Linked DNA regions of Mus musculus: regions 1 and 2 are each linked to region 3. A link is a contact called in ENCODE Hi-C or POLR2A ChIA-PET data. All regions are on one chromosome and are shown on one strand. The core of a region is the stretch at or near the end of the contact, and the rest is flanking DNA. Distances in the headings are between cores, read along the strand shown.

What was found. Hi-C counts contacts between places; a loop is a spot of excess contacts on that map. ChIA-PET counts read pairs that join two places held with the same protein, here RNA polymerase II (POLR2A).
Region 1: a loop to region 3 is called in a map of heart, with 1.8 times the contacts of the local background. The contact joins the enhancer-like site here to the promoter of Daglb in region 3. A Hi-C loop is called at or near these places in 3 of 37 maps with a recorded cell type or tissue (CH12.LX, heart and left cerebral cortex). POLR2A ChIA-PET finds 5 or more read pairs at or near these places in 1 of 5 experiments (Patski).
Region 2: a map of left cerebral cortex shows a loop between it and region 3 (2.0-fold over the local background). The contact joins the promoter of Kdelr2 here to the promoter of Daglb in region 3. A Hi-C loop is called at or near these places in 1 of 37 maps with a recorded cell type or tissue (left cerebral cortex). POLR2A ChIA-PET finds 5 or more read pairs at or near these places in 1 of 5 experiments (Patski).

The regions. Positions count from the first base shown.
Region 1 is chr5:143,508,348-143,511,560 of GRCm38, reverse strand. All of the region lies in intron 3 of Rac1 (Rac family small GTPase 1), which reads left to right. Among named protein-coding and RNA genes, the nearest start is that of Rac1, 18 kb to the left of the region's middle. Within about 2 kb of position 1,705, at least 1 of the 3 ENCODE cell types and tissues checked has a DNase peak (open chromatin) inside an H3K27ac peak, as active enhancers do; it is heart, where a contact is called at or near this core.
Region 2 is chr5:143,401,933-143,405,274 of GRCm38, reverse strand. Kdelr2 (KDEL (Lys-Asp-Glu-Leu) endoplasmic reticulum protein retention receptor 2) reads right to left here and starts at 1,455. Exons shown (of 5, transcript NM_025841.4): 1 at 1,223-1,455. The coding sequence starts at 1,313. It overlaps Gm20635 (a long non-coding RNA gene), which reads left to right and starts at 1,533. Exons shown (of 3, transcript XR_868670.2): 1 at 1,533-1,666.
Region 3 is chr5:143,463,107-143,466,230 of GRCm38, reverse strand. Daglb (diacylglycerol lipase, beta) reads right to left here and starts at 1,738. Exons shown (of 15, transcript NM_144915.3): 1 at 1,455-1,738. The coding sequence starts at 1,549.

The sequences.
Region 1 (3,213 bases), core at 456-2,955, 45 kb before region 3:
CTTTTTACAATTCTTCTTTTCTCTGTTGTGTGTGCAAGCCCTGGTCCTTTTCCCTGTTGTGTGGAATCTGTATATTAAAAAAAACAAACAAAAAAAACGAGAAGTCAGGCGTGGTGGTGCACGCCTTTAATCCATGCACTCGGGAGGCAGAGGCAGGCAGATTTCTGAGTTCGAGGCCAGCCTGGTCTACACAGAGAAACCCTGCCTCAAAAGAAAAGAAAGAAAAGGAAAGGAAAGGAAAGGAAAGGAAAGGAAAGGAAAGGAGAAATCCACGTGTGAGCCTCAAGTCCAGATACTCTGTGTGTGTGTGTGTGTGTGTGTGTGTGTGTGTGTGTTGTGTCTGGTGGTGAGTGCTCCAGCGCCTCTTGTCCTGCCCTTTTTCATTGTAAAAGCTGCCTCCCACTGGGGACAGGTGGCAGGTGGGACCACTCGAGCTGTAGTTGGTATATGCTTCTGTGTGTGTTTGCATCTGGGTATGACAGAGACCACCTTCAGGTGTTGTCCCTCAAGACACACCTTGCTTTTTAAGTCCCAGTATCTTGCTGGGACTCAGGGCTTACCCCAGGGTTCCTCATGCCTGCCCTGCAAGCATGTCCCTAAGTGAACGCTCTTCAGCCCTTGCTGTACTTTTGACTGCTGAGGAGTTGACGTGGGACGTGGCTGGTGACGTGGGAGCTAAAGTTACTGGAGACTCTCATTAAAGGCTGGCGTCACAAAGGTCCTGGTGATCTAGGAAAGTAGTAGTCAGGCCCTCAGGAAAGATGGTCGCCACCGAGAGGGAGGGGACAGGGAGGAGCAGAGACACAGCACAGCCCCTTTGCCCTGGTACAGGAACAAGGGGTTAACCCTAGGAGAAAGCATCAGATGCCGACTAATGTCATACAGTTGTGTTTAGGCCAAAGTTGGGGGTGAAAAGGGAAGAGAGCAGGAGGCTGATGGCATAATGCACACGTGAGTTAGGGTGGCGCTGTGGTCCAGCTGTGCATCTCTGCTCCATCGGGAAGGTACTAAAGGACTGTGGAGTGGAGTGGAGGGGCTGGAGGGTGCTCCAGCAATATTGGAGCCATCCTGAAGACTGTCACAACATGAAACACTGGATTGATGGTTTTGTTTTGTTGGTGGGGTCTATTGTGTCAAGCCCTTAGGACACCCTTAGAAATAGCCCACAGATGAAACCAGGAGTCTGGAGATTGTTACTCTTTGATTGTAAATACAAGCTTGAGTGAGGTAAAATTAAAATCATACTGCGCTTGTTTTTTATTAGAATTTCTGGGGTTTCATATTGGGAAATTGTCAATTTTTACTGAGTATAGAAACAAAAGGAAAGTATTATGATGAAAATGGAAAAGGTTGTCACCTACAGAGTTCCTTAGCAACCCCCCCAAGGGACCTTAGTTCATTTCAAGAACTTACTCCAGTCTGAAGCCACTCTTCCCTCCCAGAGCGGGGCTAGGAGGCCGCCAGCCTGGATCCCTTAGGCTCTGTTCTGGAAAGCTTCGCTGTGCCTACAGGCAGGCGTCTCCCCCGACTCTGAGGTTCTCTTGGCTTATCTCTGAGAAGGTGGAGTTCTCTGAAGACCTTGTCAGTACTGCATGCCGGCAACAGGCCACTTTCTGAACGCTGAGCTCTGTGAGTGTGTTACATTCTGTCAAGTGCGGGAGTGACGTGGTGGCAGGCCCAGCCTTCCCGTGACTTCCTTACTGAACCGCAGGGGTGGGTAGCTCCTCAGCTCCAGCTGCATGGAGTAATGATGTGTGGCTCTCAGCTTCCAAGGTGACCTACATGAATGCACAGCTTTGGATTCCTCAGGAGGGCTGAGACAAACGTGTGTGGAAACTAACAGGTTATATTGATTTTGTATTTCTTAGTTTATATCGAACTCAAGCAAAGTTCTCCTGCATTACTAGGTTGGAGACACATGTGGTAAAGATAGACCCTCCAGGGGCAAAGACAAGCCGATTGCCGTATGTAAGACTTTGAGTCGACCTCAGCCTCCAGCTTTGTCTCTTCTCTTATCTCACTGAGTCTCCAGGAAGAGCTGAGCCTCAGCTCCCTGAGTGTTTCCTCCGACTCACTCAGGAGAGGCTGCTCTTGATAAAATGAGCTTCCTCTGGCCTGTGACTTCACTCCCAGTGGGTTATAAAGTGGCCGATGAGCTGCTTGCTCCCGTCCTCCCATGTGAAAGGAGGGGTGTCCGGAAGCCCCTCTCTGGGACGGTTGGAGGTGCAGGTGTGGAGGGTCCACTGGTGCTCATGTGGGTGCTTTCTCGCTCACCCAGACTAACCACTCCCAGGGCCTCTTCTCTGACTCTGGTGTTCTGTGTGGTGGGCTGTGGGGGCTGCGCAGCGCTGGTGAGCTAACCCAACTGTGCTTTGAGAGGGTGTGGAATCAACTTGGATGCTTGGGAGGCCCTGGTGATTCTCTGATAGGCTTGTGCATGCGCCAGCATTGAAGTAAACCATTGTTTATAAAAAGCTGTTGTGTGGGACATTTCTTTCCTTTTCAGGTACAAGATACCAGCTGGATAGTTGAAGGTGCTAGCTTGGGAACTGTATACATTTCACAAATAGCATAGTTGCCTTTTCTAGGGCTATGTCTTGATAAGCCTAACATTTTAGAAACTCTTGGGCATAATTTTATACAGGTAAATATCTGAATTTTACTTTATGTGTAATAACAGGAAGAAACCTCAGATATTTTCTATTGAGCCGGCAGTTTCTCCTGACGTAAGATTCTTGCCCTGCTTGTCCTTGCTTTCTTTGGGGCCACAGATACACTGGGGCAGCTTTTCCAGAGGCCCTTGACTCTGCTTGGGAAGATGGTGCAGTAGTTGGTGCTTGTCTACTGGGAGATGGCACACTGAGTCCCCTCCCTGGCTGGAAGGCTGGGGAGCAAACTCTTGAACTCCATTTTGTGCCAAGGACAGTGACAAGCTGGCTGATGGACGCTCGAGATGTCAGGAGCCTTGAGCTTACGGTGCATGTGGGGAGCTTAATGAAAAGCGTGCCTTGTTGGAGGATGTGTTTAAATCGACTCTGCATTCATGAGCCTCAGAGAGACCATGGTTTTCAGAAGAATTTGTGTTGATAGCAGATAATTAGGTTTCCAGTTGGGCGTGATTAGCAAGCGGCCTCCTGGGAATGTGATTTGATCCCTCCCTAGCATCAAACAGCTTCCAGCAGTTTCTTCTTCCATGTCCCCTTTTTCAAAAGG
Region 2 (3,342 bases), core at 206-2,705, 61 kb after region 3:
AGATAGGTGGCGTCTCCATCACCCAGGGCCTTTAGGACTTCTATTTTCTGCTGTCTCTGAAAAAAATTAAATTTGAGTTTACAAAGTTATTTCATTTGGGGACATAGCATTAAGGACAGTATTTTAAGAATATATTTATTTAATCAATCAATTAATTAATGGGTTTTTGGGGAGCAGGGGGTGTTTTTGGAGACAGGACCAGCATGTAGTCCATTCTCATTTTGAATTCCTGAACCTCAGGTTACCACCTCTCGAGTGCTGGGATTACAGGCAAGCACCATCACACTCACCAAGAACTTATCTAAAACTTGTAAGATTCCTAATATTTAACGAAAGGCAGAAGTCCACAGCTATTATGTGAGGAAAGTTCACTCTACTGCCTCTCTGCAATGTAGTTTGAGGGAGGTACAGCGCCAACTCAATGGTGACGTGGAGCAAGGATACTAGCCGAGAACAGAGGCCTCTGTGGTACCCAGCGCTGGCAGTTTAAGAGAACCAGTTATTAGACGGCCACACTCAAGGATGAAAAACTAGCTTGCTTCTCAGAGTAACATGAAAACTATGCCAAGCAACTCACTTAAAAGATCCACATCTCTTTTTATGACGCATGAGATCCCGAACCCCAAGGCTTGAGTTGTAGCCTCATCAACTGTAAGCACAGGCCAGACCTGACACCATCCTGCCCCCACATCCCATCCTCTGCTTGTCCTTGAAGATAACAGAATGAATAGCAGGATGCCCCTCTTCCTCCAGCCAGCCCCACCTTCGCGGGTGGCCTGGCTGCCACGTCAGGCCCAGCTAGTCTGTGGTCCTATCCATCCTCCTCGAGCAAGTCTCCCATTGATTCCTGGGGACTCAGAGGCGCCCCCCAAAAGTCCCATGGAGAGGGACACGCCCACTAGAGCCCCACAGATCCCGTGCTAAACTTTTCAGATGCAGCAGGACGCGGGGGCAGTTACGCCAGCGCTCGCTGAGCCAGGACGGATCAAGTTCGCGAGCGGACCAAGCGCAGAACTGGGGGGCCCAGAGCTGCGACGGACACCCCAGCCCGTGTGCACACTCGGAGGGGTTTCGTTGCCCGCCGAGCAGGCCGAGATGGGTGTGTCTGGCCATCGCAAGCCCGGCACAAAGCCTCCGGAACGACCGAGAGCCGAATGGGTCGGTCGAATGGGCCAAACGCGCGCGCTCCTGCCCCGCGCGCCTCGCCCCGGCGGCCGCTCACCAGCACAGGAGCGCGTCTTCCAGATCTTCAGCAGTAGGATGACGATGGCCGCCAGGTGGGACAGGTCCCCAGTCAGCCGGAAGATGTTCATGGCGGCGGCGGTCGGCGCGGCACAGCGGCACCGGAGCTAGGCAGCGACTCGGGACGCGGCGACAGCAGCCCCGGAGAGAGGAAGCGGCGAAAGATGGCGGGAGCGGGCGCGACGTGGCCAGGGACGTGGCCGAACTGCCGTCGCGCGCGCGGGGCAGCCTGGGAGAGCGGGCGACCGCTGGGGCCACGCCCCCGCCACGCCCCTTAAAGGCCCAGCGTCGGTGAGCAGCCGGACTTTACATCCCGCGTGGACGGTCAACTGAGGACCCAGAGTCCTCCGCAATTTCCGTCTCCAGGGTTTCCGCCTAGGTGCCAGCGATTTCCTTCTCTAAGTTTTTGAAATGCCACTCAGTTGTGAGTATTGTCTTGTTTTTTTTTCCATTCCCTACTAAGATAGCAGAAATACCTATCTCAGAGGCATTGCGAGGGTAGAAAGCAAGATTAAAATTTCTGTGATTAAGAACTCCAGCTTCTCTTGTATAGGACCGAAGTTCGATGCCCAGCTCCTAACCTCGGGGAGCTTACATCACCTTTAACACCAACTCCAGGGAATTCATTGCTTCTGGCCTTTGAGAGCACCTGCACGCCCATGCACACACCCACACACAAACTAACACACACATTTTAAATAATAATAAAAATAAGTCATAAGAAATCTGTCAAAATCTATTAATTTTTATTTAAAATTACATTAAAATTTTGTATTAGGGATGGAGAGCTGGCCCAGTGGATAAGAGCAATTGCTGTTCTTCTAATAGACCTGATTTCGAGTCCCAGCACCCACAACTGCAGACTCACAACAGCCTGGAACTCCAGTTCTATCTGACACCTCTCACCTCTGAGGGTGCCTTCATGTGTGTGCGCGCGCACACACACACACACACACACACACACCCCTGAAACAATAAAAATAAAAATAAAAATTTATTTGTGGACTGTGTGGGCACATCCAGTCAGGCCCAGTTCTCTCCTTCCATCTTGTTGGTTCCTGGGACTAGGCTCAAATCTCCAGGCTTGGTGACAAGCCCCTTTAGCCGCTGAGCAACCCCACCACTTCTTTTTCTTTCCTCTCCCTCCTCTTCCTCTTCTTTCTTTTTGCTTTTATATGTCTGTTCACACGTGTGTGTGCACATGTGTAGGCTGTGAGGCCAGCTATTTCTAGGACCTTCTAGATCCTGTTACACCTTATATATTGAAGCAAGGCATCACACTTGAACCCAGAGCTTGCTGATTTGGCTAGTCTAGCAGGCCAGCTTGCCGAAGGGATCCCCTGTCTCTATCTCCCAGGCTTCAACACAGCCTAGCATTTATGTGGGTGCTGGAGATCTGGGCTGTGTTTCTCGCAGACATGTGTCAGCAATCTTTCTGGATTTACAGTGTTTCTTGTTTGCCATTTAAGAAGAAACTTGGAGGCTTAAATGATGGAGCAGGGTGGGAAGATGGGGCTGAAGCACTAACCCATGCGTCATGGGTTACCTTGGAGATGGCTCAGTTAATAAAGCAGTCACTAGCCATACATGAGGTCTGGAGTTCAATCCCCAGCCCCCGATTAGCCAGCTCCTTACTATTAATGTTAACGACTTAATTTTTAAGTTATTAAATAAATAACTTAAATTAGCAAAGATGTTGGGGCTGGGGCCTTCATGTGCAGCCCTGGCTGCCTGAGCGAGAGAACTATCTGACAGACAGACAGACAGGCTCTACTTACACTAGCACCAGAAGTCCACAGAGAGCTTAAGAAAGCCACATAATGCTGGGCGGTTGTAGCACATGTCTTTAATTCCTGCATTCAGAAGGCAGAGTCAGGTGGATCTCTGAGTTCAAGGCCAGCCTGTTTTATAGACTTGAGTTCTAGTACAGCCAGGGCTACATAGAGAAACCCTATCTCAAAGGGCTGGGGAGATGGGGTGGGGAGATGGCTATTGGACATGTGTGTGTGTGTGTGTGTGTGTGTGTGTGTGTGTGTTTATTCTTGTATTCTCTCCTCCCGTGATGTGGGCCCTGGCTCATTACACTTGGCAACAAGTACC
Region 3 (3,124 bases), core at 489-2,988:
CCAAGCAAGCAGGAAGCAAATTATGAAAATAACGTATCAGGGTAGATACAAATAAACACAAAAGGAGAAGTCCTATGGCCTCTTGACTGTATTTTGTAACTCGGCGGTGAACAACGATAGCATGAATCTCCAGAGGGAATGGAGCCACTGAATCCCCCTGGAGGGACTTCAGCAGCAAACAGACCCGCTTAGCAAGAACGTCCACCTTTTTAAAAAACTATATCTATTTATTTGAGGAAGACTATGCCATCCCACACCTTCGGAGGGAGGTCAGAGAGCAACTTAAAGGAGCCAGTTCTCCTCCTACCATGTGGGTCCCGGAGATAACAATTTAGGTCATCAGGCTTGGCGGCAAGCACCTTTACCCATCTGAGCTCCCCTGCTGCCCAAGATGGTCCAATTAAAGATTGACATTCCAAAGCCCTAAGAGGTGTCATCTGAGGTGGGGAGGATTTAACTCAAAGCCTAGCATACGTGAAGCCCGGGCTCAAGCACTAGAGGGGAAAAAATAAAGGTAAGATTGGTCTAGATAACTTTTCTGTCCCCGTACCACCCCTCCCCCCGCACCTCTTTTTTTTTTTTTTTTTTGAGGGAGGGTCTTGTGCAACTCCCCTATGACTCACTGTATATCCAAGGATGACTGTGAACCGCAGATGCTCTCCGCAGATGCTCTTACACCACCCCCTAGTCCTGGGATTTACAGGTGAGAGCCGCCACTATCAGTTCTGTGTGGTGCTGGGGATCCCGTGCACACAAGGGCCTCCTTCATGTTAGGTGAGTACTCTACCAAAAGGAACTGTTACACCTTCAGCCCCTAGATAACTTTTTCTGTCCAAACACCAGAGCTCCGTGTCAGGAGTTTCAGACTAAAAACGATCTGAGAAAAACCCGGCCTGTCTAGAAAGGGCTTTGCTGCTCCTATTCCTTTACCTCTTGAGAATGCTTTTTTTCTAAGAACGTTATTCCTCGTCGGCAGGCGTGCCAGGGGCTGACTTCACCCACCGGTGCCGTTTCCCACTGAGCCTAGCTGCATTTTGCAAAACCGGCCTATTATCCTGGTTTCTATGAATTGCTCCGAAATTGCTATTTCCCAGATTATTGTTTTGCATTGACAGGGACTTTGATACCCTCCCAGCAAGAAAAAGGACAGGTGTGATCCAAAGTTCCGGAGCCGCGGGCTTCAGGAAGGAGAGACCTGGGGGCTATGGTTTTTAGATGCTCACATTTCCCTCACGCTCTCGAGGCTAGGGCTCGGCGCTGCACCCTAGGGCTCGGCTCCTACCCTGCAGAGCTGAAGGTCCCGGACCCTGTCAAATACACAGAGCGACTGCCTCTATATCCTAGGTGCAGACAGATTGTGCTCCGGGGGCGCGGTTGCCCCTTAAGCACCAAGAAGGCACGACTTTTGTCGCCTTAACCAGCGCGCCTCCCACCCTCACGGCGGCCTCACTTACCACAGCACACGCAGGAACAGCTCAAAAGACCCGGGGAACACCAAGTCGTCGCTGGCTAGAGACCAGCGCCGGCCGAACAGCACCATCCCCGGCATGGCGCACCTCCCACCGCGCCGCCTAAGCCGCGCGCACCCTTCTGACTCCGCGCGTGTCTGGAGGGGGTCCCCAGCAGCGCCAAGGCGCAAGCCTACGTAAAGACCCGCGCATGCGCCTCCGGCCCGAGTCCGGAGCGCGCCCACAAGAGACGCGCACTTTGCTGTCTTTGCCTCCTTCCCAGGTCCCCTGACCCGGAAGTCAGCTGCTGGCTGTTAAGTGCCGGTCGGTGGCGTATGAAGTCCATTCCGGTGTGGTCATTTCTGTTTAATAGACTGAGGATTTAAAAAGATCTGGAGAGAATGCTCTCCCTAGAGAGCCGCGCCTATGAATAGTGAAGCTAGGACGTAGGTCTGGGTCTCTGAATCTTTCTAGCTTGGGATGACTTTACTGTACGCCTTTTAGCACCTCCATTCCTCTTCTCTCTCTCTCCACACACACCGTGCTTTATCCATCTTCATCCCTTCCCCTGCCTGGTCTCACTAATGCTAGTTCCCATTCTTCCCCACGGTCCCCCTGGTGACCGAGGAGAACCATCAGACCTGGTCTAAATTATGTCTAAGACTTGCAAGTCTGTGCTTCGGCGTAAAGTGCATGTTAATCCTTTCCAGAGACTTTTCTAGCGGAGTCTTACATCAAAAGCCTCTAATTAGTGTCTGTGTTCCCTCATCATCTACCTGCTGTACTCCCACACACATTTTAGCTCCCCAGATTTTTAGTGTCGGTGGTGTGCATGTGTGTGTGCGCGTGTTTTTGCATGTGTGGTGGGGCGCACGTATGTAGGTGCCTGTATACATGTGCTCATGCATGTGGGGGTCTGAGGATGTTATCAAGAACTGTACCCAGCTCTTCCACCTTGCTGAGGCAGGTTCTCTCAATCAAACACAAAGCTCGGTGAGCCGGCTGGTCCTGCGAGCCAGCTTGCTGCGGAGATCTTCTGATTTCCCCCGTACCAGGCTGTAATAACAGGTGTGCTACCACACCCATCCTGCACTTTCCTGAGTTTCTGGGAATCTGAACTTTAGTCCTCACACTAGTATAGCAAGTGCTTTAACTCCTGAGCCGTCTCCTTAGCCCTTTTCCTAACTCTGGTTTCTTTATGGTGCTTAATCACTCCCTGGCCCAAGTCTGCCTGCTGCCAGACAAGCTGATCAACAGAGATGGTGTCAGGCAAGGGGTTTAGTTTTAAGATCTGGACTTATAATTAGCTGAGAAGATGCGGGATTTGTGAAAATGTCCATCCTGAGGATGGGGATGTAACTAAGTTGGCAGAGTACTGTGCCTGGCATGCACAAAGCCTTGGTTTCCAATCCTAGCTACTGTGTAAACCAGAAGTGGTGGGACAGGTGTTGGGAGGTGGAGACAAAAGGGTTAGAAATTGAGGGTTGTTGAGATTTGGTGTTGTCATGCTAAATTCTACACCCACAGGTCTAGGTCTTCTACTTACAAATTTTTGTTGTGCAAACCTTGTTCCTTGATTTAAAACTACTGATTAAATAAAATTGGCTACAGTCAATTGCTGGAGGAATTAGAGGTAACCTAGGTTTGGAGTGACCTGGTTTTGGGGGAGGGAGGAA